Linked DNA regions of Homo sapiens: region 2 is linked to region 1. A link is an interaction called in ENCODE POLR2A ChIA-PET data of the cell type or tissue named here. Cell type or tissue: K562. All regions are shown on one strand. Links, peaks and the distances in the headings refer to the core of each region. The heading gives the core; the rest is flanking DNA.

The links. ChIA-PET counts read pairs that join two places held together with the same protein. Peaks named below come from ENCODE experiments on the same cell type or tissue, not always from the same donor. Only the 100,000 strongest peaks of a DNase experiment are listed, where the experiment ranks them.
Region 2: POLR2A ChIA-PET joins it to region 1 with 5 read pairs; 2 of 35 experiments call an interaction of 5 or more read pairs at or near these places.

The regions. Positions count from the first base shown.
Region 1 is chr19:13,692,216-13,702,839 of GRCh38, reverse strand. All of the region lies in intron 4 of LOC105372284 (a long non-coding RNA gene), which reads left to right. Among named protein-coding and RNA genes, the nearest start is that of YJU2B, 50 kb to the left of the region's middle. RefSeq lists a silencer at 998-1,198. In K562, for the core only: no CTCF peak of the experiment used is centred there; no DNase peak of the experiment used is centred there; H3K27me3 peaks cover 1,751 bases.
Region 2 is chr19:13,822,012-13,830,028 of GRCh38, reverse strand. It overlaps ZSWIM4 (zinc finger SWIM-type containing 4), which reads right to left. Exons shown (of 14, transcript NM_001367834.3): 11 at 6,529-6,683; 12 at 4,316-4,479; 13 at 1,303-1,384. Among named protein-coding and RNA genes, the nearest start is that of MIR24-2, 10 kb to the left of the region's middle. RefSeq lists an enhancer at 3,549-4,245. In K562, for the core only: no CTCF peak of the experiment used is centred there; DNase peaks (open chromatin) are centred at 3,748 and 4,108.

The sequences.
Region 1 (10,624 bases), core at 3,494-8,493:
AATCTCGGCACTTTGGGAGGCCAAGGCAGGCGGCTGCTCCTTGCCCTCAGGCCCCGCGGGGCCCGTCCGCTCCTCCAGCCGCTGCCTCCCGGGCGGCGCTCGCCGGCGCGGCGGCAAAGACTGAGACAGCTCCGCTGCCCGCTGAAATCCATCCTCCCGGCGGTCGGGCGGTGGCGGCTGCGGTCGGTCGCGGCAGCGGCTCCGCTTCATATCTGCAGCTGGGGCCCGCGGGCGTCAGCGCCGCGACTGTCCCGGCTCCGCACTGCCCCGGGCCGCAGCGCAGCCGCGCCAACCACCAGCCACGGCCACCATGGCCGGACGGGCTCCCTAAGCCACCGACCCCAGCCCGCGGCGCCTTCGACCCTTCTGGGGCCTCCGGCGCCGCGACCTCGTCTGCCTGAAATTTCTTTTTTCTTTTCCTTTTATTTTATTTTATTTTTTGAGACGGAGTCTTGCTCTGTTGTCTGGGTGGAGTGCAGTGGTGCAATCTCGGCTCACTGCAACCTCTGCCTCCCAGGTAAAAAACCTCATTTCGAGACAGGGTTTCATTCTGTTGGCCAGGCTGGAGTGCAGTGGTCTGATCATAGCTCATTACAGCCTTGAACTTCTGGACTCACGCAGTCCTCCTGAGTAGCTGGGACTACATTAATTACCACACCTAGTATTTTTTTTTTATTTTTATTTTTTGTAGCAACAGGGTCTCGCTGTGCTGCCCAGGCTGGGTTTGAACTCATGGCCTCAAACACTCTTTCTGCCTCAGCCTCCCAAAGTGCTGGGATTACAAGCATGAGCCACTGTGTCGGGCCAGCATTCCACTTTGATAATAGACCTGTGGAAAAGGCCCATGCAAGTCCTGAATGTGGGCATGGATTCAATTAAGTAGGGAATTCCAGGATCCTGGATACCTAGAATATCTGAATGAGGCTTTTAATAAACTCTTTAATGATGATGGCTCAGTTGAGAAGTGTACCCTTTAGCCCTAGCCGCTTTCCTCTTAATATTGTCTGGGACATGGATATGATGGCTGGTGCTCTCGCAGCCATTTTGTGGTCATGAGGCAACCTTGAGGATGGAAGCCAAGGATGACAGAGCAGAAAGTTAGAAGGCCTTAAGGTCCTTGATAATTGTGGAGCTGCCTTGCCAGCCATGAACTGAACTACTGTGGTACACCTACATGGCAGAAAAATATACCTCTGCCCTGTTTAAGCCACTATTATTTTTCTCTTCTATGCAGCAGAATTGAATTCTAACTGATACATGTATTCACATGCTGAAAGGGAAAAAAATGACTATTACTAAAATACTTCCTCTTCCCTCTTTTTCTCTCCTCCTCCTTCTATTCTTTTCCCTCCCGCTCCTTCTATTCTTTTCCTCCTCCTCTTTCTTCTTTGCTAAAATGTGCTTAAAGGGTCTGGATATTCTGGCCGGGCACGGCGGCTCATGCCTGTAATCCCAGCACTTTGGGAGGCTGAGGCGGGCAGATCACTTGAGGCCAGGAGTTCGAGACCAGCCTGGCCCACGTGGTGAAACCCCATCTCTGCTGAAAATACAAAAAATTAGCCAGGCGTGGTGGCACATGCTTGTAATCTTGTAATCCCAGCTGCTTGGGAGGCTGAGGCAGGAGAATTGCTTGAACCCAGGAGGCAGAGGTTGCAATGAGCCGAGATGAGCCAATGCAGTCCAGCCTGGGCGACAAGAGTGAAATTCCATCTCAAAAAACAAAACAAAACAAAAAACAAAAAGGGTCTGGATACTCCTTGCTGAGTTGTGGCTAGAATCAAGTTAGACAACGGTCTTGGGGCCCATGAAATAATGCCTAGCACCTAGAAAGGACCCAGAAATTAGCAGTTGTTACTATTCTAAAATAGAATAAGTCAGAAATTACGCTTCCTGGTAATGGAATACTTTTCAGTGCGCTATGCTCCGTATTTTGATTAATCCGTGGCTCAGTGCGACTCTCCCAGGGGAAATAATGAACCATATTTTGCTTTTCAAACATCCCTGGCATTTAGCTATTTATTCTTGTTATGTGAAACCCCTAGACGGTCTGCTTATTTAATTGCCCTGATTGGAGCTGTAAGAAATTACGTTGAACATCTGTAAGCAAGGTTTTTATGACACAGGCTTTTGACTAACAGAAGAGAATGTTATGGTCCCCATTTTGACTAGGGAGAGCCTCTTTCAGTTCGTTCCCATGTTCATCTGACAAAAACACTCCTTTAGTCTTTAAAGGCGTTTTCCTTGTTTTCTGATACAAGTAGATATTCTGAACTCTGCCTGTTCATTTCCAGGGCACAGATTTTTGTTTTGGTCGTTCTTGTAGTCTCAGGGCTGAGAACAGAGCCTGACACTGACTGACTGACTGACTGACTGACTGAATGAATGAATGAATTTTTGCATTTCACTCCTTCCTCTGCTTCTTCCCCCATAACTCAATTTTCACCATTGATTAAGTCAGAAATCAGAACTGAGACATTACTGGGCCACTCCAAAGGCTCTCTGAGGTGCCACCTGCCCCCCGACACCCCTTCATTGCAGCTCAGCCCAGCTGGGCCCCAACTCCAGGATCCTAAGGCTAAAAATACCTCAGTGCAGCCTTAACAGCTCCCAGCATCCTGGCTATTTTTAGGATACAGGAAAGGATGAGGGATAAATGTGACTGAGGGTCACCTCCAGGGAGGAACATCTCCTTCCACCATCCAGAAATGGCCACACCTGGGAAAGACTCAAATCCAAGAAGTAGATGATCACACGATATGCTTTCCTTCAATTCTGGATTTTGAATGCCTGCCGGGCAGCTGGCATGCTCTGCTGGAGATGAAAGGAAACAGTGTTGCAGAGTCAAATCAGAGAAGCCACGAAGATTCTATGCAGCCTCTGAACTTTTATTACCAACTGCTGAGCAGTAGTTATTGGATAACTCAAGGAATACAATTGTCCCTTAGTGTCCAAGGAGGATTAGTTTCAGGACCCCTGCAGATACCAAAATCTGTGGATGCTCAAGTCCCTGACATAAAACAGCATAGTATTTGCATATAAATTATGCATATTCGTCTATATACTTTTTTTTTTTTTTTGAGATGGAGTTTTGCTCTTGTCGCCCAGGCTGGAGTGCAATGGTGCGATCTCGGCTCACTGCAACCTCTGCCTCCCGGGTTCAAGTGATTCTCCTGCCTCAGCCTCCTGAGTAGCTGGGATTACAGGCACCCACCACCATGTCCAGCTAATTTTTTTTGTATTTTTAGTAGATACAGGGTTTCACCATGTTGGCTAGGCTGGTCTTGAACTCCTGACCTCAGGTGATCCACCCACTTCGGCCTCCCAAAGTGCTGGGATTGCAGGCATGAGCCATGGTGCGTGGCCTCCGTCTGTATACTTTATTTTAATTTTATTTTATTGAGATGGAGTGTCCCTCTGTCGCCCAGGCTGGAGTGCAGTGGCTCGATCTTGGCTCACTGCAACCTCTGCCTCCTGGGCTCAAGCAATTCTCCTGCCTCAGCCTCCTGAGTAGCTGGGACTACATGCGCCCGCCACCATGCCCAGCTAATTTTTGTATTTTTAGTAGACATGGGGTTTCACCATGTTAGCCAGGCTGATCTCGAACTCCTGACCTCATGATCCGCCTGCCTCGGCCTCACAAAATGCTGGGATTACAGGCGGGAGCCACCATGCCCGGCCCTTGCCTGCTTCTTTCTTTGGAAATCACAATAAAGACCTTTGCCTATGTTTTCCCCACTACCTCTGCCTCCTGACCAACCCTGGTGCTTTCTCATGTGTCCCTGTATGGCATGGAGTGCCCCGTCCTCTCGGGAAGAGTGAATAACAAACTTTTGTGTTTTCTAATGGCAGTCATATCCTGATCTGTTGGCCTCACCATACATGAATAATAATAAAACGTATTTTTTATTTTTATTTTTATTTTTATTTTGAGGCAGAGTCTCACTCTGTCACCCAGGCCAGAGTGCAGTGGTGTGATCTTTGCTCACTGAATCCTCCACCTCCTGGGCTCAGGCGATCCTCCCACCTCAGCCTCCCGAGTAGCTGAGACCACAGGTGCTGCGCCACCAATGCCTGGCTAATTTTTTGTATTTTTTTGGTAGAGACAAGGTTTTGCCATGTTGCCCAGGCTGATCTTGAACTCCTGAGCTCAAGCTATACGCGTGCCTCAGCCTCCCAAAGTGCTGCGATTACAGGTGTGAGCCACTGCTCCTCGCCCTCAAAAATCATATGTTTTATTTTATTTTTTGAGATGGAGTTTTGCTCTTGTTGCTCAGCCTGGAGTGCAATGGCGCGATCTCCAACTGCAATTAACTAGGTATAGTGGCGCACGCCTGTAGTCCCAGCTACTCAGGAGGTTGAGGTAGGAGAATCGCTTGAACCCGGGAGGCGGAGGTTACAGTGAGCTGAGATTGCACCACTGCACTCCAGCCTGGGTGACAGATCAAGACTCTGTCTCAATAAATAAAATAATAAATAAATAAATACATTCTTTATGGTTACCTTGAAAATTGTCTTCTGGAAAAGCCTTGTTAATGCCCAGTTATTTACAGATTATTTCACTGCAAATTTCAGATGGCAGGGTATATCAGTCAAGGTTTTTGTTTGCAACAGGAGTGAGTTCTGTGGATCTTCAATTTAAGGAATGGGTTTTATGGAAACAAGTGCAGATGTTCACAGAATAGACAAGAAGCTGCAAAAACAGGCTTGGAGGAAGGGCATAAATTCTGGGAGCTCTGGGGGTCTAGTGAATACCATGAAGGTTATAAATTGTTGTAGCTGATACTAATGTTGAATTGCCCTAACCCTGGGAAGATACTACCAGCTACCAGTATTTGTATCTTCTTGCCCAAGGGATTTTTTTTTTTTTTTGAGACAGGGTCTTGCTCTGTCATCCAGGCTCCGTACAGTGGTGTGATCATAGCTCATCGCAGCCTCGACCTCCTGGGCTCAAGCGATCCTCCCACCTCAGCCTCTCAAAGTGCTGGGATTATAGGTATGAGCCACTCTACTCGGCCCCCAACAGCTTGCTTGCTTTCTTTTCTTCTTTTTTTTGGGACAGGGTCTTGCTCTGTCACCCAGGCCGAAGTGCAGTGGCACAGTCATAGCTCACTGCAACCTTGAGCTCCTAGGCTTAAGCTATCCATCCGCCTCAGCCTCCTGAGTAGCTGAGACTGCAGGTGTGTGCTACCACGCCTGGCTATTTTTTTTTTTTTTTGAGATGGAGTCTTGCTCTGTTGCCCAGGCTGAAGTGCAATGGCATGATCTCAGCTCACTGCAATCTCTGCCTCCTGGGCTCAAGCGATTCTTCTGCCTCAGCCTCCCAAGTAGCTGGGATTATAGGCGCACGCCACTACGCCCAGCTAATTTTTGTATGTTTAGTAGAAATGGCGTTTCACCATGGTGGTCAGGCTGGTCTTGAACTCCTGACCTCAGGTGATCTGCCTACCTCGGCCTCCCAAAGTGCTAGGATTATAGGCATGAGCCACCACGCCTGGGCTATGCCTGGCTAATTTTTTTTTCATTTTTAGTAGAGATGGGGTCTTGCTATGTTGCCCAGACTAGTCTCAAACTGCTGGGCTCAAGCGATCCTCCTGCCTCAGTCTCTCAAAGTGCTGGGATTACAGGTGTGAGTCACTGTGCTTGGCCCCTGAGGGCTTTCTTTAAAGCTGCCAAAGACTGAATAGCAGAGTGGAAGTATCTGAGAATTAACAGCCACATTCTTCATTCCCTAATAAGCCCCCCTAATCAGTGACCAATGGGAGCTGGTGGATAAATACCCCAGCTCCCTCTCCCCTCAAGTGGGATGACTCTAAGGTGTGTGTTCCACTCAGTCCCCAGCATTTTCCAGCATGACTGAACCCCTGTTGCCCACAGAGGTAACTTGCTCATCATGCACCTTTATGGACTGCCCTCTCTTCTCTGTGTCACACCCCTATTCCCCTACTGGTATCTCCTGGCGTCTCCCTTAAACAAACTACTTGCCCATTGAGTCCTTGGGTCATTGTCTACTTCTGGGAGAACCTAAGTGAAGACAATTGCATTCCATGGTAGAAGTCTGCAGACCCATGAATTTAGGTGTCAATGTTAGCACCTAGAGGTTCCTTGGAATTCTCCCCGTCACTTGGGGACAGTATTCCTCCAAGATAGGAGCCAGGTAGGGTGGAGGTCTCTAGGCCTGAAAGCCAGCTCTGTTCAGTTTCCTTCCTTGATATTGTGGGAGAAAAGCCTTTAGCAGAGTTCAGCACATCCCTTCTCCTGGTCACTTGTGTGTTATGCCAAACTTCCATGCGCATTCACGCTGGATAAAAAGTTCATAGGAGGTTCATCCTTGGCATGTCTGTATTAGATAAACCTTCCTCCTTGGATCCCAGCTAGAGAGTTCAGAGCCAAGGTCTCATGGCAAACAGCTCTGACTACATGCCATCTCTGCCACTGTTCTACAAACATTCTCAAATGACACTGGGACACTCACCTAGGAGCCAAAGCAATGAGCTTTGGGTTGACCAAGTGTGTGTCACAGGCTTGCCCTGGGAGGCTAGTGTTGGGAACAGTCCTTGTGTTAAGACAACTTTCAGCTGGACAATTCCCCCCAAAAAGGGAAGTCTGAATGCTAATGGGAAGGTGTGGTATAGCCAGAAATATAGCCAATGTCATCTACCCAAGGGGAAGGAGGGCTTGTCACTTTCATGATTTCTTTTTTGTATTTACATTGCAGCCTATGACAGGCCCAAGAGCTGAGGACCCACCTAAGATGTTCCCAGATTCCTGACCCTCAGAAACTATTAGATAATAGATACGTGTTATTTAATGTCACTGAAGTTTTGAGGTAATTTGTTATGCAGCAATAGCTAACTAATACAGTGCTCATTATCACACCTTTTATTGGCTTCCTTTTCCTGTCTGCCTTTCTTTTTTCTTTTTTTTTTTTTTTTTTTTTTGAGACAGAGTCTCGCTCTGTCTCCCAGGCTGGAGTGCAGTGGCACAATCTCAGTTCACTGCAACCTCTGCCTCAGCCTCCTGAGTAGATGGGATTACAGGCATGCACCACCACGCCCAGCTAGTTATTTGTATTTTTAGTAGAGACGGGACTTCACCATGTTGACCAGACTGGTCTCAAACTCCTTGACCTCAAGTGATCTGCCTGCCTTGGCCTCCCAAAGTGCTGGGATTACAGGCGCCGGCCAGCATCAGCTTCCTGATCCCTGAATTGCAGTCCTGGAGTTGTGGTTTTGAACTTAACCTTTTGGGCAATGGCCCCTCAATTTCCTCCTGTATTAATGAATTAAGGCAACCACTGCTGCTGTAACGCCTAAATCCCTTAACTCCAGTGTGTTTTAAGACAATAGAAGTTATTTACCAGAAATTGACAAAAAAGAGACAATAGAAGGAAGATTTTGCTCATGTGAAGTTGTGGTGGGGTGGAAGCATCTTAGACTGCAGGACATTTCTGAGAGACTTTGGCCAGGCCATTGAGCCAAAGTTGCTTGTCCCAGAAGATTTCTGAGTCTCTCAGGACCTGGCTTGCCACAGTGTCCCTGCTCTGCTCAGGCCCGGGTGAGGAGCAGCCCTTGGGAAACATGGCCTCAGTTCCTATGACGTGCTGGACTTCAGAGCCCAGCAGCTGGGGTGCTTGTTCAATCACACTTCTTGCAGATCCCAGAGGTGCATTTTCATGATCATCGGCCCATGATTTCAGAAATCCAAGGTCTTTCCATCTTGAGGCTCCACCATAGCCAAAGCCTTGGAATTTTGCTTTCAGTGGATGGAGACACAGAATTAGAGCGTATGGAGCATCTATGGGAGGGTTTTTATTTTTATTTTTATTTTTATTTTTGTTTTGAGACAGAGTTTCACTCTTGTCGCCCAGGCTGGAGTGCAATGGTGCGATCTCGGTTCACTGCAACCTCCGCCCTCCCAGGTTCAAGCAATTCTCCTGACTCAGCCTCCTGAGTAGCTGGGACTATAGGCACGCACCACCACACCTGGCTAATTTTTGTATTTTTAGTAGAAACTGGGTTTCACCATGTTGGCCAGGCTGGTCTTAAACTCCTGACCTCAGGTGATCCACCCACCTCAGCCTCCCAAAATGCTGGGATTACAGGCCTGAGCCACCGTGCCCAGCCTAAAACATTTTTAAACAGGCTTTTTTAGGCCAGGCACGGTGGCTTAAGCCTGTAATCCCAGCACTTTGGGAGGCCGAGGCGGGTGGATGACCTGAGGTCAGGAGTTTGAGACCAGCCTGGCCAACATGGTGAAACCCCATCTCTACTAAAAATACAAAAAATTACCGGGCGTGGTGGCAGGCACCTGTAATCCCAGCTACTTAGGAGGCTGAGGCAGGAGAATCGCTTGAACCCGGGAGGCGGAGGTTGCAGTGAGCTGAGATCCCACCACTGCACTCCAGCCTGGGCAACAAGAGCGAAACTCTGTCTCAAAAAAAAAAAAAGGCTTTTTTTCTCTGTAAGTTAACTCTACCTGATCCATGGAGTCTTTTGGTTTCTATTTCTCTATTGTTGGGTCACAAAAGCCTAGTACTGCTCATGTAGCAAGATTTTCATCCCCAGCAACTCAAGGTCACACCTATTCCCTCACCCTCATCACTTTAGCAAACATTAGCTTCATTTCCGGCTCCCAAGACCTGCTCTGAGCACCTGCCTTTCTTTCCCTGGGGGCTTTCTCTTGCAGCCAGGGTCTGTTTTGTCTTCACTGTGACAGCCAGAAGTGCTGGGGAATCTAAGTCCCCCAGGTGCCGTCTTCCTGCTAATGACTGACAGAGGTCACGGATCCATCCTCCAGCTCCCTTGCCCCTCCAGTGGGATAACTGTCAGGTGGATTTCCACCTCCCATTTCCCAGGGGATTAAGCCCTTATTGCCCACAGCAGTAACTCACTAAGGATGTATCCTTTGCTAGCTGCCTTCTCTTCCCCTCTTTCTTGCTTATTCTCTACCGATGCTTCCTAGGGGCTATTTCCTAAATAGTCTACTTATCCTCAAATCCTTGTCGCAGGCTTGGCTCCTGGGGGAATTCAAATTAAGACATTCTCAAAGTAGGTAAGTAGATTGAGCTTCTTAAGTCTATGCAACTCGAACATGATTATTTGTGTGTGTGTGTGTGTGTGTGTGTGTGTGTAGAAAGTATAACTTAAGCCGGGTGCAGTGGCTCATGCCTGTAATCCCAGCACTTTTAGAGGCCAAGGCAGGGGGATTGCTTGAGGTCAGGAGTCCAAGACCAGCCTGGGCAACAAGCAAGACCCTATCTCTAAAAAATAAAAAATAAATGAGCCCAGTGAGGTAGTGTGTGCTTGTAGTCCCAGCTCCTCTGGAGGCTGAGGTGGGAGGATCACTTGAGCCCAGCAGTTTGAGGTTACGATGAGCTATGATTGTGCCACTGCACTGTAGCCTGAGCAACAGAGTGGGACCTTGTCTCTAAATAATAATAATAAAGACAGCAGGCTGGGCACGGTGGCTTAAGGCTGGGCATGGTGGCTCATGCCTGTATCCCAGCACTTTGGGAGGTTGAGGCGGATGGATCGTCTGAGGTCAGGAGTTGGAGACCAGCCTGGCCAACATGGTGGAACCCCATCTCTACTAAAAATACGAAAATTAGCCTGGCATGGTGGCAGCCGCCTGTAATCCCAGCTACTCAGGAGGCTGAGGCAGGAGAATCACTTGAAGCAGGGAGGCGGAGGTTTCAGTGAGGCGAGATTGTGCCACTGCACTCCAGCCTGGGCGACACAAGAGTGAAACTCCATCTTAAAAAAAAAAGGAAAGCACAAGTTCAAAAGGTAAAACCTTACGAAGAGTTGAAATTGCCCCAGTAAAATTTTGTCTTACTCAGGAGACTGAGGTATGAGGATTACTTGAGCCCAGGAGGTTGAGGCTGCAGTGAGCTATGTTTGCACCATTGCACTCCTGCGTAGGGGACGGAGTGAGAACCTGTCTCAAAAAAAAAAAAAAAAAAAAAGAAAAAAGACTTTGTTTTGCAGTCTCCTATAGCACATGGAATAGGACCCCAGTAGAGCTGTGTATTCTAGAAATGGTTGGGTTGGTTTGTGATTTGAAGTGGGGGAAAGAAAACCAAGGAGATGTTTTCACCAGCAACCTGGAATTGCTAACAATTCTTTTAATACTTTGAAATGGGTCGTGGAGGAGTTGGCAGCTCCCCACCTCCCTTCAGCATGCAACTGGATGGAACGGCAGACGTTTCTGAGCACAAAGAACATCCACACATCCATTATGCACCCGCTGACACCATCAAAGGAGAATCTCCATCTTTTGACCCCATTTTGGAAACTAGCAGGCTGTCAATATCTGTTAAAGGGCTGAACGGTTTCTTTGCCAAACACGACTTCAACTGGTAGAAAACTGTCGGTCTTCCAGCTCAGGAGCACCTGGGATGCTTGGCACCCCACCTGGCTTGGCTGCTTTGGGGGATCATGGAGTGCCACCTGCCCTCCTGAGTCACAGCCTCTCTGTGGGCACACGCCATTGTCAGAGATGCCAGCTCACTGACGGATGTCTCATTGCAGCTGCACCAACCACTGACTTGAGTCTTGAGTCACTGCCTGTTCAAGGGCCAAGAAATAGAAGCAGAAAATGGATTCTTTTCTATTTCACAGAAGTT
Region 2 (8,017 bases), core at 1,317-6,316, 130 kb before region 1:
AATCACGTGTGTAGAAGGCTAAGCTTTGGAGCCTCTTTCTGCAACCCCCTCAACCCCCTGCAGCCACATTAGCCTGGCCAGCCTCTAGGCCTTTGTCCAGCTCCATGCTGGCCAGCCATTCCCTCCCGGCCAAGCCCTGAGCACAGGCTGGAATCGGAGAAGAGTCTCTGAAGAGTCTCTACTTCTCTTTCCTTTTTTTTTTTTGAGATGGAGTCTCGCTCTGTTGCCCAGGCTGGAGGGCAGTGGCACCATCTCGGCTCACTGCAAGCTCCGCCTCCTGGGTTCACGCCATTCTCCTGCCTCAGCCTCCTGAGTAGCTGGGACTACAGGGGCCCACCACCACGCCCAGCTAGTTTTTTTGTATTTTTAGTAGAGACGGGGTTTCACCGTATTAGCCAGGATGGTCTCAATCTCCTGACCTTGTGATCTGCCCATTTTGAGATGGAGTCTTGCTCTGTCACCCAGGCTGGAGTGCGGTAGTGAGTTCTCGGCTCACTGCAACCTCTGTCTCCCAGGTTCCAGCAATTCTCCTGCCTCAGCCTCCCGAGTAGCTGGAATTACAGGCACCTGCCACCACATCTGGCTAATTTTTGTATTTTTAGTAGAGATGGGGTTTTGCCATGTTGGCCAGGCTGGTCTCGAACTCCTGACCTCAAGTGATCCACATGCCTTGGCCTCCCAAAGTGCTAGGATTACAGGTGTGAGCCACTGCGCCTGGCCCTCTTTCTTTTTGTTAAACAATTTTTTAGAGACAGGGTCTCACCCTGCCACTCAGGCTGGAGTGCAGTGGCACAATCACAGCTCACTGCAACCTCAATCTCCTGGGCTCAAGTGATTTTCCCACCTCAGCCCTCCGGATAGGACTACAGGTGTGTGCCACCATGCCTGGCTTGCTTCTCTCTCTCTCTCTCTCTTTTTTTTTTCCCAGAGGAGGTTTTCCTCTGTTGCCCAGGCTGGAGTGCAGTGGTATGATCATGGCTAACTGTAGCGTTGACCTCCTGGGCTCAAGCAATCTATCCTCCTGCTTCAGCCTCCCAAGCAGCTGGAACTACAGGCACTTGCCACCACGCCCAGCTAATTTTTAATTTTTTGTAGAGATGGGGTCTCACTATGTTACCCAGGCTGCTCTTGAACTCCTGGGCTCAAGTGATCCTCCCGCTTTGGCCTCCCAAAGTGCTGGGATTACAGGTGTGAGCCACCGCACCCCGCCACTTCTCTCTTTCTTGTCTGCCTGGTTCTCTCAGTGCGCTCTGCAGAACCAGAACAGCGAAGTGGGTGGCAGGTCCCCTTAGGGGCTCTCACCAATCTCTGTGGCACAGCTGACCAGCCAGCGCACCATCTCCCTCCGCCGCCAGGTCATTACGTTCAGAGTCATCCGCATCACCTGCAAGGTAGGGGTGGGGAGAAGGGGGTTAGCCTGAGTCTTGGGCTGGCCTATGGAGGGGCGTTGGGAGATGGAGGACCCCAGAAACACTTGGAGGTTAAAGCTGATCCAATGAACCCGGGTAAGTGATCTCAACTTTCTGGGCCTCAATTACCTAGAAAATGGAGATAAAATAGTATCTGTCTCATAGGATTGTTGTTTTTTCTTTTTTGTTGTTGTTTTGTTTTGTTTTTTTTTGAGATGGAATCTTGCTCTGTCACCCAGAATGGCATGCAGTGGTGCGATCTTGGCTCACTACAACCTCCGCCTCCCGAGTTCAAGCATTCTCCTGCCTCAGGCTCCCAAGTAGCTGGGATTACAGGTGCCCGCCACCATGCTCAGCTAATTTTTGTATTTTTAGTAGAGATGGGGTTTCACTATGTTGGCCAGGCTGGTCTCGAACTCCTGACCTCAAGTGATCCGCCCGCCTCAGCCTCTCAAAGTGCTGGGATTATAGGCGTGAGCCACTGCACCCAGCCTGATTGTTGTGAGAAGTAAACAAAATTGCGTAGGTGAAGCTTTCTGCAAGGTGCTTATTGCTTGAAAATGCTCTCAGGTAATGTCAGCTCTTAATATCACTGCTGTTGTTGCTGTTCTTCTGAAGTGAGTCCTCACAGATCCTACCCCAGATCCCACCTCATAGATCCTATGCCGGAACAAACCAACCTGTCCCTTCGCTCCTGAAACCTCCATGCTTCCTGTTGGCTCCTCTCTCTTGCCTCTAAGTACCTGCTGTATAAGCCCCACCTTCACTAGGTCCCACCACCAATCAGCAGCTCACGTGTTTGCCTCTCCCCTGAGGCCCCATCCACAGGTCCTGTCCTGCAGACCCTGCCTTCTGTAAGCTCCTACCTCTTGAGTAGCCTCTGAAAGCTCCTTGTCTTGCTCCCCACACTACAACGGCTCCAATCAGGAGGCTGTCCAGGGCTGATTCTGCACCCTGCTGGCCCTTGTTTGTTCTAGCTGGGAAGGTCCCCAGTTTCTTTTTTTTTCTTTTCTTTTTTTTTTTTTTTTTTTGAGGGTCTCACTCTGTCGCCGGGGCTGAAGTGCAGTTGTGGTCTCTTGGCTCACTGTAACCTACACCTCCTGGGTTCATGTGATTCTCCTGCCTCAGCCTCCCGAGCAGCTGGGACTACACGCGTCCACCACCATGCATGGCTGATTTTTGGGAGAGACGGGTTTTTGCTGTGTTGGCCAGGCTGGTCTTGAACTCCTGGCCTCAAGCGATCCGCATCGGCCTCCCAAAGTGCTGGGATTACAGGTGTGAACCACAGGGCCTGGCCCCAACTTCTTTTTTCTTTTCTATTTTTTTCTTTTAGAGTTGGGGTCTTCTTGCTCTGTTACCTGGAGTACAGTGGCGCGATCATAGCTCACTGCTGCAGCCTCAAACTCCTGGCCTCAAGCGATCCTCTCGCCTCAGCCTCCTGAGGAGCTGGGACTACAGGGGTGCACCATCACACCTGGCTAATTTTTAAAGTTTTTTGTAGAGATGGGGGTCTCACTATGTTGTCCAGGCCAATCTCAAACTCCTGGCCCCAAGCAATCCTCCCACCTTGGCCTCCCAAAATGCTGGAATTACAGGTGTGAGGCACTGTGCCCGGCCCTATTCCTTATCTTCTTAGTGAACTTCTGCCACCCTTTGAGGCCCCGCCCCTTACCTGTCTATCCTGCAGACCCCACCCTCCTCCAGGTCCCATGGCACTCACACCCTACCAATGACACCTTTCCAGCAAGCTGCACCCAAGATTTGGCCTTGCAGGACCACCCTTTGTTCAGCCCCTGGGGATGACCCAGACACTCAGTTGCAGGCCCTGCATACAGGACTTTTTTTTTTCTTCCCCAAGACGGAGTCTTGCTCCGTCCTTCAGGCTGGAATGCAGTGGTGTGATTTCGGCTCACTGCAACCTCTCCCTCCTGGGTTCAAGCGATTCTCTTGCCTCAACCTCCCGAGTAGCTGGGATTACAGGCGCGTGCCACCACGCTTGGCTAATTTTTGTATTTTTAGTAGAGACGGAGTTTCATCATGTTGGCCAGGCTGGTCTCGAACTCCTGGCCTCGTGATCTGCCCCCCTCGGCCTCCCAAAGTGTGGGATTACAGATGTGAGCCACCACACCCGGGCTCATACAGGGCTTTCAACCACAGACCCCACCCCTAGAGTTGGCATCTCATCTTCAAGACCTTCCGCCAGGCCAGCCCTTCAGTGGTGAATCCCTCTCCTTAGGCGGCAATCCTCTTCAGGCCCTGCCCCCAAGGAAGCTCTTTATTGCTAGGCTCTGCCTCACCCTCAGCTTCAAACTCACCCACCCATGATCCTTAACCAATAGCACATCACTCCCAGGCCCCACCCCCAGGCTCCGCTTGCGATCCATCTGCTGGCTTGCAGGCCCTGCCTCTCCGCTCCAGTGACAACTCTCCCCTAGACCTCAGTCTCCTCCATAGACGGATTCTATTAATAATTCATAGGCTTCATCCCTACTGGGAACCCCATTCCCACACTCCCATGACTTACAGACCTTGGCCTTCTGTGGCCCCGCCCCTAAAGGTGAGGTTCACACTCAGGCCCCACCTGCAGAGGTGTGGCCCAAGTGAAGACCCCATCCCCAGAGACACGATTCATCCAGTCCCCATTCCCAGGGGAGTGGCTCACTCATGCCACGCCCCCAAGGAAGTGGCCCACACTCAGGCCACGCCCCCAGAGGTGTGTCTCACTCACAGTCCCCGCCCCAAGAGTGGTTCTCGCTCAGTCCCCAGCCACAGAGGAATAGCTCACGCAAATGCCGGGCCCCCAGCGAAGTGGCTCACACTCAGCCCATGCCCCGGGAGGCGCAGCTCACAGTCAGTCCTGGCCCCGAGCCACCATCGCCCTCCCGCATCCACCTGGCAGCCCTCACCTGCAGCCCCAGCTCCAGTGCGATGCCCAGCAGCGTGGTGTCTGGTGGGGCGCTGACCGGGGTGGCTGTCTTGCAGGCGTCCTGCGCCAGCTTAAAGAGCAGGGCCGGAGAGTGGATGTTCTGCTGGATGGAGCCCAGTACCGTGTGCAGCCACTTGGGGTCTCCTGGGTGAAGGGCGGGACAGAGGACACCATCGGATACACCTCAGCACCAGCCTCTGACCACCACCCGACCTGTTCACACAGATCCTTCCACCCAGGGGCACATGTGTGAGTGTGGAGGGATGTGTACTGGGCCATGGTTCTGTGAAGATTCAGACCTCAGTGCCCCTAGCCCTTGCCAATTATCTCCTCTCTGGCCCTTTCCTGTTACAGAAAGCCACCTAGGGGCCGGGCGCAGTGGCTCACACCTGTAATCCCAGCACTTTGGGAGGCTGAGGTGGGTGGATCACGAGGTCAAGAGTTTGAGACCAGCCTGGCCAACATGGCGAAACCCCATCTACAAAAATTAGCTGGGCATGGTGGCGGGTGCCTGTAATCCCAGCTACTTGGGAGGATGAGGCACGAGAATCGCTTGAACCCGGGAGGCAGAGGTTGCAGTCAGCTGAGATGGCACCACTGCACTCCAGCCTAGATGATAGAGTAATATCCATCTCAAAAAAAAAAAAAAGAAAAGAAAAGCCACCTAGGGATCCTATGGACCTCTCCCTCATCTCAAGGGCATTGGTTGCACACCCAGAATGCCAGGGTTCAAATCCTGGTCCTGCCACCCACTAGCTGTGTGACCCTGAGCAAGTCACTTCACCTCTCTGTGCCCTGGCTGCCCCATCTGTAAAATGGGTAACACTCAGGCAATGGAACCCACCTCACAGGGTGGTGGTGGGCCCATACTTGGCAAGGCCTTAACATGGCAAGGAGCTGCTCAAATGTTAGCTTTTATTATTATTATTATTATTATTATTATTATTATTATTATTATTTTGAGATGGAGTTTTGTTCTTGTTGTCCAGGCTGGAGTGCAACGGTGCAGTCTCGGCTCACTGCAACCTTTGCCTCCCGGGTTCAAGTGATTCTCCTGCCTCAGCCTCCCAAGTAGCTGGGATTACAGGTGCCGGTCACCACGCCCAGCTAATTTTCATATTTTTAGTAGACACAGAGTTTCACCATGTTGGCCAGGCTGGTCTCGAACTCCTGACCTCAGGTGATCCCCCGGCCTCGGCCTCCCAAATCGCTGGGATTACAGGCGTGCACCACTGTGCCTGGCTAATTTTTGCATTTTTAGTAGAGATGGGGTTTCACCATATTGGCCAGGCTGGTCTTGAAGAACTTCTGGCCTCAAGTGATTTGCTGGTCCCGAACTCCTGGCCTCAAGTGATTTGCCCGCCTCAGCCTCCCAAAGTGCTGGGATTACAGGCATGAGCTACCGTGCCCAGCCAATAATTAGGTTTAGATGAGGTCATGAAGTTCAGGTACTCATGAGAGGGTTAGTGACCTTAGAAGAAGATACACTGGAGAAATTTAACTTCTCCTCTCTGTCTCTCCTCTCTCCCTCTTCTCTTTCTTCTCTCTCTCCTCTCTGGCACCTGACTCCTCTCTCTCCCTCTCTCTCTATCCCCCCCTACTATCTCTCCTTTCTCCCTCTCTCTCTCTCCCAGCCTCCTCTCTCTCACTTTCCTCTCTACTCCCCACTTCACTCCCCCCAACTCTCAACAAAGCAAGAAGGTGGCCGTCTGTAAGCTGAGAAGAGAGCCCTCACCAGGAGCTAGCCATACTGACATAGTGATCTTAGACTTCTAGCCTACAGAAATGTGAGAAAATAAATTTTTGTTGTTGAAGTCACGCAGTCTCTGGTGTTTTGTTACAGCAGCCTGAGCTAAGACACCAGGTACCTGCAAGGCTCCACCTCATCTTCAGGTCTCTGCTTAAATGTTCAACTGTTTTATTCCACTCCATGGCACCTGTTACCGTCTCATTTACTGCATCACTCTCTTCTCCCCACTAGAATGTCATTCCACAGGGCAGGGGATCTGGGACAGTTTTGTCACCTGCTACATCCCCAGCACCTGAGACAGTGTCCGGTACATATAGGAGGTGCTCAAAGAATGCAGGGGGAAGTTTGTGAAAGGATAAGAGGAGGCAGGAAAGTTAAGAGGGAAGGAAGAAGGAGATGACAGAGGAGGAAGACAAAGGAATCGGGACAGCTGCCAGCCTCACCCTTGGCGGCCGTCAACATGGTGGAAGCCAGTTCACACTGGCGGGTCTCCAGGTGGCCAAGGATGAACCAGCGGGGGAAGCGGTTGCTCATGATGGAGTCCAGCGGGCTGGGATGAGGTTCTCCAGCAGGAAATGCTGTCTCCAGTATGGGCAGCCTGGGTAAGGGGAGAAGTGAGCCATGGTGAGGAGGGGCTGCTGTCCCCATTCTCTCTAGGAGACAGAGAAGCCTCCTGGCCCAGCCTCCCCACTTCAGCCAGCAGAGCCCTGAGAGCCCAAGATGATGGAAGATGTGTGTGCAAGATGTTCACTGCAGTGTTGTTTATAAATTGATACATTTACTTATTTTAGAGACAGGGTCTCACTCTGTTGTCACCCAGGCTGGAGTCCTGTGGGACAATCATAGCTCACTGAAGCCTCAAACTTCTCGGCTCAAGTAATCCTCCCACTTCAGCCTCCTGAGTAGCTGGGACTACAGGCACGTGCCACCATACCTGGCTTTTTTCTTTCTTTTTTTTTTTTTTGAGACGGAGTTTCACTCTTTTTGCCCAGGCTGGCGTGCAATGGCGCAATCTCGGCTCACTGCAACCTCTGCCTCCTGGGTTCAAACGATTCTCTTGCCTCAGCCTCCCGAGTAGCTGGGATTACAGGCGTGTACTACCACACCTGGCTAATTTTGTATTTTTAGTAGAGACGGGTTTTCTCCATGTTGGTCAGGCCGGTCTCAAACTCCTGACCTTAGGTGATCCGCCCTCCTCGGCCTCCCAAAGTACTGGGATTATAGGCGTGAACCATGGCTCCTGGCCCTAATTTTTGTATTTTTAGTAGACATGGGGTTGCATCATGTTGGCCAGGCTAGTCTTGAACTCCTGTCCTCAAGTGATCCGCCCGTCTTGGCCTCCCAAAGTGCTGGGATTACAGACATGAGCCACCATGCCTGGCCACTGATCTGTATTTCAATGACTTAATTCTGTCATTGTTCTGCCAGAAAAGCCACAGACAATTCACAGATGAATGGACATGGCTGTGTGCCAATAAAACCATTTCTGGACACTGAAATTTGAATTTCATATATTTTTCATGTGTTACAAAATATTCTTTTGATTTTTTTCAACCGTTTATAAATGTAAAAACCATTCTTATCTCATGGGCTGTACGAAAACAGGTGGTTGGCCAAATTAGGCCCCATGGGCTGTATTTTGCTGAGAAAAAAAATTCTTGCATAGAAAAGTCTGTTGTCTAAATCTTGGCTCTTACAGGCTGTTCTTTCTAAATATTCTGGAAAAACACTCCAAACTGTGTGTGTGTGTGTGTGTGTGTGTGTGTGTGTGTGTGTGTGTATGTGTGTGTGTGTTTGTGTGTTTTAAAGAGATGGGCCAAGGCGAGAGGGTCGCTTGAGGCCAGGAATTTGAGACCAACCTGGGCAATGTAATGAGATCCCATCATTACAAAAAAAATTTTTAAACTAGGCCGGGTGTGGTGGCTCATGCCT